Linked DNA regions of Homo sapiens: region 2 is linked to region 1. The links are chromatin contacts, found by Hi-C or POLR2A ChIA-PET in ENCODE. All regions are on one chromosome and are shown on one strand. Each heading gives the region's core, a stretch centred on a gene start or an enhancer-like site at or near the end of the contact. The rest is flanking DNA. Distances are from core to core; before and after follow the strand shown. Region 1 overlaps RAD51B (RAD51 paralog B). Region 2 overlaps LOC124903334 (a long non-coding RNA gene).

Evidence for each region. A loop is a pair of places that touch in the nucleus more often than their neighbours do. ChIA-PET counts read pairs that join two places held with the same protein, here RNA polymerase II (POLR2A). Pooled maps may share reads with other maps.
Region 2: a loop to region 1 is called in a map of endothelial cell of hepatic sinusoid, with 4 times the contacts of the local background. The contact joins two enhancer-like sites. A Hi-C loop is called at or near these places in 5 of 168 maps with a recorded cell type or tissue (PC-3, PC-9, cardiac septum and 2 more), 3 of 37 single-sample maps with no recorded cell type and 3 of 50 pooled maps. POLR2A ChIA-PET finds 5 or more read pairs at or near these places in 10 of 52 experiments (A549, CD4-positive, alpha-beta T cell, HEK293 and 7 more).

The regions. Positions count from the first base shown.
Region 1 is chr14:68,441,874-68,446,997 of GRCh38, forward strand. The region is part of intron 9 of RAD51B (RAD51 paralog B); the gene reads left to right. Among named protein-coding and RNA genes, the nearest start is that of RAD51B-AS1, 240 kb to the right of the region's middle. Within about 2 kb of position 3,063, at least 3 of the 41 ENCODE cell types and tissues checked have a DNase peak (open chromatin) inside an H3K27ac peak, as active enhancers do.
Region 2 is chr14:68,517,085-68,522,208 of GRCh38, forward strand. It overlaps LOC124903334 (a long non-coding RNA gene), which reads right to left. Exons shown (of 3, transcript XR_007064223.1): 3 at 1-5,124. It also overlaps a transcript of RAD51B not described here. Among named protein-coding and RNA genes, the nearest start is that of RAD51B-AS1, 170 kb to the right of the region's middle. Within about 2 kb of position 2,892, at least 11 of the 41 ENCODE cell types and tissues checked have a DNase peak (open chromatin) inside an H3K27ac peak, as active enhancers do.

The DNA.
Region 1 (5,124 bases), core at 1,813-4,312:
CACATTGTTTGTGCTAAACCATAGGATATAACCCTAACACTCTGCTCAGTTATTTATTTGGCTGACGACTTCCTCTTGTAATACTTCTTGACAGGTGGTCAGAGGAATACCTCTTGGAATCCACTGGCAGAGCTTGTTAAAAATTCAGATTCCTGGACTTCCCAGACTAAATCAGCAGCTTTGGGGGTGGGTCTAGAAATCTGCATTTCTACATTGCTGGGCAATTCTTAAAGATACAAAGTCTGAGATCCATGGCCAGTCAACAGCACGTAGTGTTAATATATTCTATGATGTGAATTACTTTAACTCTCTTTACTCTGCGTCCAGTCTGCAGGGTCTTAGCCCAGGGCCTACTACTGACTGGATGATTTGGTCACAACCTTTCTCTCTCTAGGACTGTTTTCTTATTTATGAAATATGGGGTCTGGAGTATTAGTCTCTAAGGAATCTTTGTGTTCTAACAGTTCATGAAAATAGTTCTCTAGCAGCATCTGAGAGAGTTACTGAAACTACCTTAACAAATCCTATTTCTTGAGTGCCTACTATGTAGTAGGCATTGTGCTTTTTTTTTTTTTTTTTTTTTTTTTAGCTAGAGTCTCGCTCTGTTGCTAGGCTGGAGAGCAGTGGCGCGATTTCAGCTCACTGCAACCTCCGCCTCCTGGGTTCAAGCTATTCTCCTACCTTAGCCTCCTGAGTAGCTGGGACTACAGGTGCATGCCACCATGCCCAGCTAATTTTTGTATTTTTAGTAGACATGGGGTTTCACCATGTTGGCCAGCATGGTCTCAATCTCTTGAGCTTGTGATCCGCCCGCCTCGGCCTCCCAAAGTGCTGGGATTACAGGCATGAGCCACTACACCCGGCCGGTGCAGCTTTTATGTATGTTTCATTTATTCTTTATGCTAACCTGTGATATTATTATTATTATTATTATTATTCACACTTAACACTTAAGGAAGTGGAGGCTGTGAAAAGTTAAGTAACTTGTCCAAGCCGACTTAATCAATAAGAGGAGCTGCAGTAAAGTGGAATGAAACTGGGGCTGTGAACACCTAAAGAATGACCCAGGTTGTTGCTCCCCCTGAAACTTCACAAGGCCTGGGCCTCATGCAGTGCACTGCTCATTCACCCTGTGTTCCACTCTCCCAGCAAAGGAGTCCTGGTTTTGGTTTCTTTCGATGTTTACTTGGCCTCTTGCTTAAGCATTTGCCTTTCCTCCTCAATAACAGTGAAAGGACTGAAAAATAATAAAATAAAGAAAAGAAAATCCCAGGGCTGGAAACATTTTGTTTCCTACAAAAAGAATATTTTGCGGCCAGCTCTGTGGTTGAAAGTATTTTTCCTGTGGTCTAGGGATGAGTTGGATCCCATCTCTTCTTGGCCAGGGTCTGAGAACTTAGCCTGTGGCTTCCCATCGAGTCAGCACATAGCATGCTATTTTTTGAACGAGTGTCTGATGATGTTGAATGTGTTCACGAGTGGACGAATAGGTCTGTTTGGGTGTATAAGAAATGTGCGCATGTGCCTCTGACTCTTCCAGGGCAGAAGGAACCTGGGAGTGGTTTTCCACATGCTATACATATCAACGTAGCTTTTAAGTTTTCATCACTCACATGATGACCAAAAAAATTCAGATGCTGACAAATGAGAGGAGGGTGATATGTGAGCCTTATGTGGATTTGCAAGTAATCAGAAAGCCAGGGAATCTAAGATTCCCTATCACATTTCTTTCCATTTTCAAATGGAAAATGTCACATTTCTTTCCATTTTTCAAATGCTCAAAACCAAGACATGGGGTTGGTTTTATTATGGCAGGGTGGTCTGATGGTAATGCAGAAGATGGGAATTCTGAGAGCTGCCCCAGCTTGTCCACCTTCAGCCTTTGGGACACCAACTTTGCCTAGCCTTGAATAAGTCACTTTTTCTCAAGGACTGCATTTTCCTATATGAAAACATGAATTTGTGTTTAAAAAAAAAAAACAAAACTTTCTGCTTTCAAGAATAAAAGCTTCTCTAGTGAGGGATGAATTTTGAATATTCAAACCGAATTCATGGATAAGAAATAGTAGTGCTAGGTACCTTTTCTTTACTCATAAAGCATTATGTACTCATATTTGTATGCTTCCAGTATGACTTTGAAGTGTATATTAGTGCCTAGAACTTTTCAGCCTGTTCTCCATGGCATGGCCTTCATGATTCTATCTCTTACATTCTTGTAAAGAATGAAGAACGGGTGTTCTCTGGACTCTCATTGCACATGGTTTTATGTTCAGTTACCTGCTGACTGCCTCCCTGTCATGCCAGCTGCAAGTCACAGCACAGTGCCTGGCACAGAGCAGATGCCCAACTTGTATTTGTTGACTTAAATAAAACTTCTCCAAAGATGACAAGCTACTGTTTGTAACTTCAGTATTCTCTTGTGCGAAGTCCTCTACATAGCTCTCCATTCAGGGACATTTCTAGAGCTCAAATCATCATGACTTCCAGGAAGAAAAGTTGTAGTCACTGGATTAGGGGGCATTGTTTGAGGAAATAAGCAAATTCCACAGGTGGAAAGAATTGTGAATTGTGTGTGTGTGTGTGTGTGTGTGTGTGTGTTTTGAGGTGAAAGAGGTTTAGGGAAAATTTGAAAAGCTATTGGAATGGAAATTAAACCATCCAGAGTGTTTTATTTTAGAGGGATAGGGTTTAAGATAGACTCAGCAGTGGTGGCATTGGCCACAGGGCTGCACCTACCCTGGGATGCAGAAACTGGCCCATCCAAGTCAGCTCCATGGGAAAGAATGACCACAAAGTGATCAGGGGTCACCAGTGAGAAAAACTGGCATTTGCTGTATTTTGTCACACAGGACAGTAGAACTGTTCTCACAGTAGGAGCAGGGATGGGGTGGAGGTGGTGGTGGTGATTTTAGTAAACCAGTTTTCTGGTGATGGGGGGGCATATTTCTGTTTTTACCCCTTAATAATGAGACAGCAACCCAAATAACAGATCCCTCAGTACACTGAAATGCCAAGGCTAAATGAACTGGTGGAACTTTGTGGCTTTGGCTCTTGGCCCACAGGCATATCCGTGCATTAGAGCCATGGCTTGGCAGTAGACAAAGCAGCTGTGTGGGTCCTCGGGGAGCTCTCTGGCTCTGTGGCTTTCTTTGATATGCAACTGAACTTTGGCAAATTTTTCCTCTCATGGCACTGTTTATGAGGTCCAGAGACCTTCATTATGGAACCCAATGCCAACAGCAAACTAGAACTACAGGATGTCTTCCCACATTCACACTCTGCTTGCAGGCTGAAGAGTTAGCCCACAAGGCTTTCAACAAAGGGACAATTTAGGGGAAGAGACTGCAGAATTCTCTTCTCAGCTTCACATGGCTGTAAACCCATAGGATTGGCCAGACCTCTTAAACTTTCTTTCCTTCAGAAGGAAAAGATCTCTTACTTAAAAATGATTCTGTATAAGATTACTAATTTACTGATTTCCAATTCAATAGTATTTAAAAACAACAACGACAGTAACAATAATAGCTAGCATTCATCAAGTACTTGACCATTTGCTAAGTACTAAAGTGCTGTGCATGTATTAATAAAAATGCATTTATTATCAACATCTTTGTAAGGTAAGTACTATTATCCCCATTTTATACATGAAGAAACTCAATCCCAAAGAGATTAATTGTTAGTTGTTATTGGTCTTAATAATTATTCACCAATTTAAGGTATAATCCTGCAGATATAGCTTATAATTGACTGGCTTTCCTGAACCCCACCTTCCTCAGTCTATGACACTGGGCCACAGATACTAAAATAATTAAAATTATCATTCTTAATTGTTAACCCACCTCAAACTGTAACTGGGTCTTGATGAGTTTCAAGTAGTATCATCCTTATATTGGGAAATCTATAATTAAGACTTTTCTAAAGTCATGAGCAGGTATACAGAAAGTGATTGACTTGGTGAATGAGAGGGATCAACTATCCTCCAGAGCTTGTACAGTAGAGTGGAAACAAATGTGGTGTTGGACTGAGAACGGTTTAAGGTATTGGAGGCAATGATTCTGTTCAAGTGCCAAGATTAAACCAATAGACTCTAGAGGGGCTCAAAAGTGAGGCTACATGTCATGGTTTGACGTCTAAATTATAGCTATGCAACTTTCTTTCCTACCCATTTCTACTGTATCCTCTGTGCTTTCTATAATAGCCGCTCCAGGGAATGCTGATAATAACATTATCGGCTGCCATTTTTATGCCAGGCACATGATAAGAGCTATACAAACATCATCTTTATAATATGCTGTGAGGTGGGTTTTTACAATAACACTGTGAAGTGGGTATTACTACCCTGAATTTACAGATGGAAGAAATGGGCTATGGAGATTATGAAGTGCTCTGAAGTTAAAACAACTAGTAAATGGTAGAAAAGAGACTCTGAAGTGACTTGTAGCTACTAGTTTGTCTTGCCTCATAAACAATGTGATAGACATCTGGTATTTCTGCTTGCCCTTGATCTCTTACCCCTTCTCTCATACCTACACTATGATTTTCCTGTAAGGAAACATGCCTCTTCAATTTTTTTCAGCCTATGTTGTCTAGTTAGAGCTGAGGGCTGATTGTACCCACTGGGTTCATGTCTGACCAATGGAAGGATCACATTTCCTTTCTACAGAGATTGGTTTGCAATAGTTGGTTAACCCAAGCTAAGTTGAATAGAGTAAGCCCAGAATTTTGCTGAACAATAAGAGTTGCTAAATTGGTAGGATATAAGCCTGGAGCTCCTTGTGGCTGTCTTTGCCACCATATGAAGGAACTCACCTCAGAATGACAATAAATCAACGTAGAGAAAAACAAGAGATTGAGAGAATGTTCCAGGTGGAAGGAGGAATTGAATAATTGAATTAATATAAGATTATGAGGCCATCATCTGAGGCCCTGGATCCAACTGTGCCTCAGGTCAGTTACTCCTGACATTCCAGTTAAGTGAGCCAATAAATTCCCTTTTTTGTTTGGTCTCAATCACATCTCTGTTACTTGCAACAGAAAGAATACTAAATAATACACATATTAAGCTGGGTGCGGTGGCTCATGCCTGTAATCCCAGCACTTTAGGAGGCCGAGGCGGGCGGATCA
Region 2 (5,124 bases), core at 1,642-4,141, 75 kb after region 1:
ATGAAAGTGACTAGTGCAGATCACAACTCAGGACACTCACACAAGTGCTTTTCCTCCAGATGACCATCATACTTCAGGATGCACCAGAAATGCTTGATACTTTGTTTCCAAGTCATCACACAAAGAAAAGAAAGGGAAGGGAAGGGAAGGAAAGGAAAGGGAAGGGGAAGGGGAAGGGAGGCAGAGAGGGGAGAGGAGGGGAGGAGAGAAAAAGTACCTTTTGGGCAAGGTTTTATAAAATTAATAATTTTTACTGTCTAATTTAGGACATTCTTTGGTGAAACTGGCATTTATTCCCCCTGTAAGTTTGTAGCAGTGAAGAATGCCGTGACTGCCAGCATAGTCTAGCACCAGCAATTTTACCCAGATGTCAACACAGTGAAGAAGGCAAATAACATCTTGGTATTATTATGAAATATTATCAAAATTATGAAAATAATTTTGAGCTTGCAGACACCCTGATAGGGTCTCAGGGATCCCAGGGGACTGCAGACCTCACTTGGAGAATCAGTGCTTTAGGGAGATGGCTGTCATTCTGCTACTTGTAGCATTTACAGGTAAATGTGCTACATGCTAAGACGTATATGTACCAGGTCTTTGTGCAAAATTGTAATCACCACCATTTATTGCATAAACTAGAAAACATATCATTAGGTATCAGCTTATTCTTGTAGATGGACTAGATATGAGAAAGGCGTTTTATTTAAGGGAGATATTTTTATGCTTTTATTTGTCCCACTTGTCAAAGGTATATGGATATTGGTGAGGAAGCTAGGCTCTAAGCCATTTCTGAAACTATCAGTGTTGAATAAATAAGGTACATAAGGAAGCTAACACTTGCACCCCTTCCTTTGTAACTCTTCTACCGCCTTGATCTAGTGAGCCCTGAAAGCTCAGTGGGCTGAGGAAAACATCCTTTTTAGAGTAGCAGGGTGCCCTCAACTCCAGTCTAGAAGTGGGCAAAGTTCTCACGTTGGCAGTACCTGCAGTGTGGGACAAGAGAAGCAGCTGGCCCAGAAGGCAGCGTTTGTTCAAATGGTCATGGCACCTGTGAGCATTGTATTGCCGTGGAAGAGCTCAAGTCATTGCCTCTGCTAAAGTGCCTCTGAATTCCTACACAGTGAACTTAGAGCACAACAGGGCGGGAACATGGTTGTTTTCCATTCTTGTTCAGCTAGGCTTACACATCCTCTCACTCCCAAAAGGCAGAGTAGGCTTGCACCCCACACCTGACTGGGCTCAGCTCTTTGGCAAGTGATTGCGTAGCTGTTCTGCCTGTGACTGCAGGCCCCGGTCTGCAGGCGGGAAACAACAGGCAGTTGTGTCCTGAGCCCTGGGAACTGGAGATCTTTCCACATCTGTTCGCCTAGTCGGGGGGCGGGAGGAAATCACCAGAACCTTCAAACATGGGGCCAGAGCAGGGAGACAAAGGGGAAGCCTTAAGCCGATGGTGACCCCAGGTCATATGAGCCCCCCCCCCAGGCCTCCCCCATCCACTTTCATCCCCTCAGGTCCCCGACACTCAGCCTTTTCATCCTTCTCCAGGTCAGCAGGATCAGGTTAATGTGACTTGACCAGAAAGCTTATCAAATGAAGGCAGAGACAGGTGTTTGAAACCCCTTCCCTGCTGAAAGCTGGGTTGAACAAGGTTAGCAGCGTAGCTGAGGCCAACATCCTACACTAATTGCATTTTCTTTCTTGGAGCTCCTTCTCTTCCCCTTCTTTGTTCTCTGGCTTGGAACCCCTCAAGGTCTCCGAGAGCCAGTAACCAAAACAAACCATTCAAAAAACGAAGGATTTAGGGAAAAAAAATTAGGGGATGTGACATTCTGGACCAAACAGTGGCCCTTCTATGCCAGAGCCTAGGAACCAGCATTTGGAGGCATCCGGCCACTTCCACCCAGTGGGCATGCTGAAATCAGTTACTATGGGCTTATCAGAACTGATTGCACAAACCTTTTCCCAACTTCACAATCATGATGTCATATTTGTAGCTTGAGTTGACCAAGGTGGGAATATTTATACCACAGAAATCAGCAAGCTACAAACCAGGCTTTTCCACCTCCAGAGCCAGTTGTTAAACATTTACCGGCACACCAGTGCCTCCACTGTGGCTATTGTCACTCAAAGTATGATTCTCAGACCAATTACATAGGAATTTCCTAGAGATCAGAAATGAGGTGGGGCAGGAGGGTTGTTATTTAACATGCAGATTTCCTGGCCAACCTGAATTAACTGAATCAGATTCTCTGGAGGTAGAGCCTGGGGAAATGCTTTTTAGCAAGTCCCTGAGGTTATTAATAAATTCAATAAAGTTTGAGACTTCAGCCTTAGGGAATAGGAGAAAAGAGTGGGCGTGCATCTGACTCTTGGCATCTGGAAGGAACAGCTGGCTTCAGTCCCAGTTGGCCTAAGAATGGACAGCTGTTTTCTCTCGAGATAGAAACTTCATGACAGGAAAAGAGGTGGGAATTTTGGGGTCTCAGCTACCCACTGACAACACGACTGGTTCTGCCTTGGATCTCAGGATGAATCCATTTTCCAACTTGAGACTTTGACCCAAGACAGCATGAGCAAATGCCCAGATGTATGTAGAACGTGGAGAAAGTCACCGTCATTTGCACCATTGGTGGGACCAGTGGAGCCCAGGGAAAGCCCAGAGTCAGTTTTCTGTATTAGATTGCCCAGGACAGCATTTTTCTTTCAGATTTGTCTAGACATTTTCAGGATCTTTCCCAATCAGGCATGATTTTGTAAAGCAAAGACCTTGTTGACTTCATCCCACTGAGCTGGAAGAGAAGGTCTTCTAAGGCAGAAAGAAAAAGAGAAAAAAAGGAGAAGAGAGAACGTTTCTTTGCCTAGATGTAAAACAGAAAGTTCATAAGGAGCTTAACTCTGCTTTCGCCTTGTTTTGCACCTGCCTGAGGGAGTGGTTTAGACGGGGACAAGTAGTGTGAAAACAGAGCTAGTTAGTAAATGCAAGAGCTGGGGTTTGGACCCCAATTTTTACAGCCAAAACAAAACAAACAAACAAACAAACAAAGACCAATGCACTTTCCTCCTAAGCACAATGCAGTATTTTTTCCACATGCAGTTGGAACCCAGAGGAATCCTTAATGGGCAACTGGGGTAGTGACATAGGACATATATGCTCAAAGTACTGTGAATTCCTAAACCATCAGAGCCCCCATACCCTGGTGCAAATTCCAAAACATAATCCAAAGCCACATGTAAAACTTATGGGATTATAGGCAAGTAAATTATGAACTATTAGATTACTGGCTATTAGATTATCCACTGGAATGGATAACTGAGAGTCAACCATATTGATACATATCATTTAGGCACTCCCCATATTAGACAGTTAAGCTTGTAGCTGTTTGCTAAGTTCATGATCATGTGATCATTTCCTATACATTTGTTCTAACTGTTCAGGGCTTTAATTAAACATATAACTTCATCAAATAGGAGGAGGAAGAAACCAAATAGCTCCTCAGGAAAACAAGATATGAGCTCATATGTATTTTTTGCCAGGTTTCATGGCCTTTCTTTGTGCCCAGAAACTCTTCCTCACCCTAGGACCCATCTTCACTTTAATACTATCCATTCAACAAATACATAGTGAGGACCTACTGTGTGCCAGTTAGGGTGTGGGGAAGAACAGGAGACAAACCACCTGGTCTCATTCTCATGAATTTTACAGTCTATTGGGAAACAGGTATTACACAAGTCAATATGAAAATAAGTAAGTGATTATACATTGTCCTAAGGGCTGTGAAAGAAAAGTACAAGGTACAAAGAGAAACGTCAATAGTCCTGAAAGGTTGACTGCATCAAGAACATGTCCATGGAGACCAGGCTGATGGAGTTTTTGTTTGGATTGTTTTGGGTGGCAGGGGGTAGGGGTAAGGGCACATGGAGCGTTTTGTTTGAGGTACTTGAAAGGGAGATGTCAAGTAGGCAACTGAATATCCAAATCAAGAGAGTCTGTAGTGGAGTGGTGACTCAAGCCCGCACCTGGATGAGGTCATAGGGATGGAATGTCTGAGGAGAGGCAACAGCTGGGGCCTGCTCTCTGGGCCACCCATATGCAGAGCTCACGAAGGAGGCACTCCCAGAGAGGAGGGAGTCCCAGAAGCCATTTACAAAGGGTATTTTATGAGTGGGCAACGTGAAAGTACCAACATCAGAAAAGCACCTCAGGACCTCCAGGTCCTGACTCCCCACTCCTCCCTTCTCATGAGCCAGGCAGGCTGTCTGCAGGCCAGCCAGTGAATTGAACTGGGGCTCTCAGAGTCTGAACAGCTGGCCATGTCTTGGACAGTGCTTCATGACTCTAAGTTATTACTTTCTGTTCCTTTCCTAGTCCCTAACTCAGACCCAAGCTCTTTGCTCCCTGGAGTTTCTAAGTGTGTAGGTATTAGGAAGAGAGCAAATAAACCAGTTCACACAGATGTATGAATAATGTTTAACCAGCCAGTTCTCTTTGAGATATATTGTTGTAAAGAAGCAAAACTAAATGTCTAATCTGTGGAATTTCAGGCAACCTTATACGTTTCAGGTGGTGCCCTTGAGAGGGAAGACCTTTTGAGCTGGGGCTGCCACCCTGTTCCCTTCTAGCTTCCCTGCACTGTTCCTGCAGCAGCTTCTTTTCTTCCTCCATTTCTGAATCCCCAGAGTCTTGAAAACCTCCAGAATTTTCAGAGTGGTTCCTTTGGCACCAGTGGCCATGCATCTGACAATTACAGTAGCTAACATTTATATGTAATTGTTAGCCCCTCATATTAAACCTACATTAACCCTATGTTAAATGAAGTTAACCATAACATAGGGTTGCTGTGACTTCACAGCAAACTTCAGCCCTATGTTAACTGACTTCACAGCAACGCTATAAGGTTGGGTCGGTTACTCTTCTCTGGGTGAGGCTGTGGCTGGATGAGAGATGTTTGTTAGCTGCCTGTGGACACACAGCTGGCAGGCTGAAATTTGAAGCAGCGTCTTGCTCCCAGTCCACACTCAGGGCCGTGTGAGTGGGATGTGAGCCTGAGTCTGCCCTCCCTTGGGTTTGCTGTCCTGAGAGAACAAAAGCAAATCCGTGTTCTGGTTCTCTGAGATAGCTCTTAC